Regions from separate parts of the Homo sapiens genome. Here region 1 is linked to region 2. Evidence: chromatin contacts called from ENCODE Hi-C or POLR2A ChIA-PET data. All regions are on one chromosome and are shown on one strand. Each heading gives the region's core, a stretch centred on a gene start or an enhancer-like site at or near the end of the contact. The rest is flanking DNA. Distances are from core to core; before and after follow the strand shown. Region 1 holds the start of SGMS2 (sphingomyelin synthase 2). Region 2 holds the start of OSTC (oligosaccharyltransferase complex non-catalytic subunit).

What was found. Hi-C counts contacts between places; a loop is a spot of excess contacts on that map. ChIA-PET counts read pairs that join two places held with the same protein, here RNA polymerase II (POLR2A). Pooled maps may share reads with other maps.
Region 1: a loop to region 2 is called in a pooled map, with 6 times the contacts of the local background. The contact joins the promoter of SGMS2 here to the promoter of OSTC in region 2. A Hi-C loop is called at or near these places in 6 of 50 pooled maps. POLR2A ChIA-PET finds 5 or more read pairs at or near these places in 2 of 52 experiments (activated CD4-positive, alpha-beta T cell and activated T-cell).

Annotation. Positions count from the first base shown.
Region 1 is chr4:107,823,301-107,826,417 of GRCh38, reverse strand. It overlaps SGMS2 (sphingomyelin synthase 2), which reads right to left and starts at 1,486. Exons shown (of 7, transcript NM_001375905.1): 1 at 1,165-1,486.
Region 2 is chr4:108,649,033-108,652,091 of GRCh38, reverse strand. OSTC (oligosaccharyltransferase complex non-catalytic subunit) reads right to left here and starts at 1,493. Exons shown (of 4, transcript NM_021227.4): 1 at 1,298-1,493. The coding sequence starts at 1,436. RefSeq lists enhancers at 540-589, 1,204-1,553.

The sequences.
Region 1 (3,117 bases), core at 237-2,736, 830 kb after region 2:
TCTCAGGTATCCGTACTAAAAATGTTTAACTTGCTGAAAACATCACTTCCCAATCTAAGGAACTTGCCAAAGGATTTCACATGCTAACCCTCGGCCCACCAGGCTTATAAGGAGGACATTCTGTGGAAATTAATTGGTTATTACCTAAGCCAGCTGCAACACACTATTATTTATATATAAACAGCTATAATTTGTTGGGGTCTGCTTTGTACCAGACATTATGAGAAGTCTTTTGCGCTTTAATCCTCATTATTATCCTCATTATTAATCCTTATTTAATCCACCTTATTATCTGAAGTAGCTATAATCCCATTTTACTGGTTCAGAATGTTTAATGTGCCTGAGCACCCACCGTTAATAGAGGAGACTGGTAATGAAACCAAGGATTTGAAAAGTTAGGTACAGATTGAAAACCCACGCCGAATCCAGTGACACTAAACAGTTGAATCTCTTCAAAATATAACACACATGTCAAAATGATTTTAAGGTCATTTCAGAGCAGGCAAGACTTGAAATAGAGGACCGGCAACATTAATAAATAAAAAAGACTACAGGACATAACATTTTGAGTTGGTTTCAAGCCGTGGATAATTAATGATTATCCATACCTCTGGATGGATGTTGACAGGGGTTCCCCGCCCCTTATTTTCGCTGAGAAACCAAGTCTTCCCTTCCGTAAAGGGAGCAGCTCTGGAATGCCACACGTTGAAGGGTTTCGGTGTGGGCTGCCCAGAGCTGGGCTGTTACTGTTCACACATCATCAGTAAGTGCCTCTCAAAAAAAAAAAAAAAAAAAAAGAGAAAGAAAAGAAAAACCACACACACAAACACACACACACAGTCCCTCCTCCACCAACTGAACTTCAGCCCTGACCTCCGGAGTGGTTCTGGACAATCTGGGGTTTAACCTGTGCCCTTCCAACGCCAGGACCGGGGTACCCGAAATGGGTTGCAAATGAATGAGATGACTGCTCAGAGGAAGGAGACTAAGGCACACATCTCTCCTCCAGACCACAAAATCGAGGAAGCATGCCCTGGGCGGGGAGGGTGGGGGCCGGATTAGAGCCACGTCCCCGCTTCGCAATCCACCTTTCCCCTCCCGCGCTTCGGAGGACTCTCCGCTCCCCAGCCCATCCTCCTCCTGGCCCCTCCGCGCGCTCCTTACCCGCTGGTGGCCAGGGCTCCAGACACTCCCAGCTGAAGGCACTTGCTCCCGGGAAGGGGATTTGCCAGGGGATGGAGCCCGCTGCCGCAGCCGCCGCGACCAGCCCCGGGCGTCACCACCCTCGGGCCGAAGCCGCTAGAAAGTTTGCTCGGGGTCTCGCCCTCCCACGCCGCGGCCTGACTAGGGGAAGCAGCTCTCCGGGTCCCTCCCGCGGCCGCCGCCCCCGAGGCCGCACTCGGCGGCGCTGCAGCACCGGCCAGGCTCCGTGCGCGCCGAGGGCTGGGTCTCCCCGCCCCACTCGGCCCACGGCGCGGCGCTCAGTGTTGACCGCGGCCCCGCGCCCGCTCTCCCCGCCCGCCGCGCGCGGCCCGCTCCCTGCGCCCTGCGCCCAGCGCGCTCTTGACATCATTCATTCTCTCACACCCTCGCCCGCCCACTCCATTTCCAAACAGTGACTCACCCGTCGGCCCGGTGGCAGCAGTGCCCGTTCCTGCTGCCGTGGCTCTCCTGGCGCAGAGTGGAGCTCGAAAAACCTGCGCGACTTCTTAAGAAGAAAATCCCAGCCGACTCTCCCCTCGCGGCTGTTTAAGGTGCAGAGAAGGAGGGGCTTGGCAGGCAGGGCAGTTTGGCTCCCGGCCGAAAGGCTGAGGGCCTGGAGCTGACCTCCCTGAGCGGCAACAGAGATCAATCTGGGAAAGTTCTTTGGGTGCCACTCCCAGCAACTTTCAGGGGTGGGGCTGGAACGGGATCCCCCACCCCCGCACCCGGCCTGTTTCGGAAACTGCTTCCTGACGGCGTGTGAGTGGGCTTGGGAGCGCCAGCGTTGATTCAGAGGGTTTATCGGTGTTGACCGGGCCTAGGTCAAAGAGGTGGGTTTCCAAACCTCACAGCGTTGCCTGGCAAGGTTAGTCATCAGTCCGCATGGTATGAGCTGGAAGGTTGCTCCAAGCTAATGAGGTGGCAGCACTGTCCCTTTCGTGCCTAACCATCGTGTCATTTGTCCTGTTAATTGATTTACTTCTCACTTAAGGAATCGTAACCAAAATAAACAGTGTAAGTAGTTATTTGCTTAACTGAATACTGCGCTTTTCCGCAGCTTTTGGGGCCCAAGGCAGCCGTGTGGTTTCTTCGAAGGCCTCAGTAGTTTTTTAAAAGGGGGATTGCTGTCTTTAAAATGGTAATGGTTCTACATTGTCCTGGAGTTGCTATTCATACACCTGCTGGGCAGTTTTCAAAGTAAACGATGGCAGCCTCAAGGACTCTAACTAGGAATGACCAATCCGAGGGAATGTGGCTAAATCTTTCTTGACATAAGTTTTACATTAATGTCTCCTTCTGGACAAGATAATTATGTTTAGGATTTGCGCTGGTTTATGGGTGCTTCCATATAATCAACAAAAATAATGACGGGAATCTTTGGGTTTCTAGTGCAGATATCATGTGGGTCAACAGTCATTTGTGGCTATTAAAGATGATGGTAACAGAAAAGAATATACAAGGCAGGCAATCCCCAAACTCGCAACTTCAAGATGTCGTCACAGTACAGGCAACCAAAGAAAATGGACAAATGGGATCATATTAAGCTAAAAAGCTTCTGCACAGCAAAGGAAACAAACTGAAGAGACAACCCACAGAATGGGAACTATCCATCTGACAAGGGATTAATAACCAGAATATATGAGGAGCTCCAACAACTCTATAGGAAAAAAAAATCTAATAGTCCGAGTAATAAATGGGCAAAAGATTTGAATAGACATTTCTCAAAAGAAGACATACAAATAGCAAACAGGTATATGAAAAGGTGCTCAGGCAATAAATACTGGCGAGGTTGTGGAAAAAAAAAGGAACCCTTGTGTTTGTGGGAATGTAAAAAGTATAACCACTATGGAGAACAGTATGGAAGTTCCTCATAAAACTAAAAATAGAGATACCGTATGACCTAGCAATCTCACT
Region 2 (3,059 bases), core at 244-2,743:
AAGCCACATGCATTTTAAATTTTGTTTATTCAGTACAGTAGCTATTAACTTGATGAGCAAATGTTAATGGTTAATGCTAATGCAATGCTAGATAGTATCTTGTTACCAAATAAGTATTTAAATGTAACTCAAATATTTAAATGTAATTTATTTAAATGAACGTAAGTTAATTCTCACTATTCTAGATTGGGGGAAGGAGGTAAATTCAAAGGTGCTTTCTAGAACTCAGCTCTCTCAGTTTGAATCCTCCCCCTTCAGTGCCAACTATTCTCACAAAACATCTATGAAAATAACAATTATATGGCCACTCCCTTAAAAGTAGAACTACTTTTGCTATCCCAAATCCGTAGCTTTAATTTTATAATTTCCAGGTTAAGTACACCACTTCCCAAAATCTAAATTAATTTTATAATTTCCAAGTTAAGTACACCACTTCCCCAAATCTAAATGTACACAGTAGCACAGTTCTAAGTAAATCTTGGAACTGTGGCCTGAAAGGGTAGTGGCTCTGAAAAGACTAGCCGGATTGCCAACTCACCAGTACATAAGGCAACGCCCCTTTGCAATTTTCTATTTGAAAAGGACAGAATAAGATGATAGACAATTCAGAAGCGTTTAATAGTAATGCTATTTATCTTATTTTTTTAATTCTCAACTTCTGCCCACTGAAATACAGTATCGTCTGCAAATCTCATCTCCAATCTCAAATATTTATCAAACCTGTGATTTCAGAAAATTCCATTGATATTTATTGTAGGTCATGCAAAAGGCAACACAGAACCCTAGGTTTGAGCCAACAAAACTAAAGATTGTCAAGTCTCTTCCAAGATTCCAGGACAAAGATAAGTTTAAAAGTCCCACAAGCTCTTGACCAACCATGGAAGCGGAGTTGGCCAAATTAGACCTTCCCAGGACCTTTATCAAACAACCAACCATGGAAACGGAGTTTGCCAAATTAGGCTTTCCCAGGACATTTATCAAACAACGTATGGCAAGCAACAAAAAGAGCAACAATTTGGCCTTGAAAAATATATTTGACTCGGATCCCTGGGATGGGAGGGCTAGAAGGAGAAGAAAGGCAATGGGAGTGAGAACACGAATTCTCTTAAGACAGGGCGTGAAGGCGAATAAACTTGGACGTTAACACTTCGGACCCCAGAACTCCCCTCCACCCTCAGAAAAGATCCAAAGCAGAGCTATGCTTCCCCCGGGGCTGAGAGTCAGCGGAACAGACGCGCCTCCCGGGGCGGGTCAGTTCTCCGCTCCTCAGCCTCTCGGGCCCGACAGCCCGAGTTACCTCCGGTGATGAGGAAGTAAGACACCACCACCAGAGCATACACAGTCATGGCCGACGGCATGTGCAACCAGGGCGGCTTCTTCAGCTTCAGGTTGGGACATTCGAGCACTAAGAACGGGACACGGTACAAAGTCTCCATGTTGGTGGCAGCAAGGGCCGTTCTCGGCCTCAAGCCCCACGCGCCTCCCGGAAACAGGCCCGCCCTCCCTAACAAGTGCGCGTGCGCGAGGAAAGGACCCGCAGATCCGTAAAGCTCGGAGGTGGTTACTATACTCATAGAAGAAAATAAGAAACTAAATAAAACAAATAAATGATATGAATAAAGTGTTGTAAATTATTTAATCTAATTAAACTTACATTGTGATAATGTACTCTACATTTTTCTAATGGATATATAGGTGATTTGTGTACCTTCAAGGACCTGCGGGACTTCTAACGTGGCCAAGCCGGAGAAGCGGAGGCCAAGGAATCTAGGTGAGCCCCGCCCACTCGCTGACGCAGGGGATTTGAAAGCTGATTGGACAGGGGGCGCTCCCGGTTCCCAGAGCGGGAGATGAATGGGAACTTTTGGATATAAATGCCTTTTATATTAGAGGTTTTTTCAAGGGTTAGGAAAAGCCGGAGGCTGCTGAGCTTTTACTTCCCGATGTAGTCGTGGTAATAATAAGAATTAATAATAGTTGCTAAAGTAATATGTTACCAATTTTTTTTAAACATCCAGCCTGGATCACAAATGTCAACAGGACATCTCTACAGGGATGCCTTAATGCTGATAGCTTGGCGTGACCATAATACTATTTTGAATAACTCATCCTCTCAACTTTGCTCTTCCCTTGGTCATCTGTATGTCGCTAAAAGGTAAAATCCCTCTGGCCAAAAATCTTAAAGTCGTCTGGATTTCTCTCCTTACTAACCTTCTGCATCCAAAATATTAGTAGGTCTCTTTGGCTGTACTACCAAAATATCTCCAATTCATCTGCCCCTCACCATTCCACCACTGACACCCTAGTGTGAACCACCGCCATCTCTGGTCTGGGCAACATTTACAATCCAAATAGATGAAAATATATGATGGAGAATTAGTCATTAGGGATGGACTAGAAGGTCTAAAAGATTTTTTGTTTTCTGTTTTGCTTTTCTTTTTTATATAATCTTTTAAGACTCTACAAATGTTAACTTCCTTTTGGAGCAAGAGTTAAGAGTCACTGATTACATAAGTCCAGAGCATATTGACACATTATAGAGCCAATGTTTTTATATTTTTTTATTTGCTTGTTACTAAGCCCGTGGTTATTTTTACAGGATGCCATGTATTGGTTCTGCACTTCTAATTAGCTAACAACTCAATTGTTAAGAAATTGCTTGAAGACGGTAATGAAAATACTATCAAAACATTGTAGTATCCAATTCTAAGTACAGTTGAGGCTTGCTGCCCTTACTGTTCATTAGTGAGAGTCTCTCCCAGAGTCATATTGCCTATGTCTTAACGGAGCCACACGAATCTTAGGTTATGTAAAGGCCAATGATAACACCAATAATGAATGCATTTACACCAAAACCAGCGTTTATATGTAGGAAGTTTCTCTGGGCACTGTAAAGCAGAATGTTTCTGAAATTCCCACAGTTTTATAAGTAAGGAACACTTTGGAACAATTAAAATATTTTGCTTTGGTATGAAGAAAAAAATAAAAATAAAACATTTTGCTTTGGAAAAACATAGGGATTAAAGGTTTTTAAATTTCCTTTATAGCTTAAAAAGGAA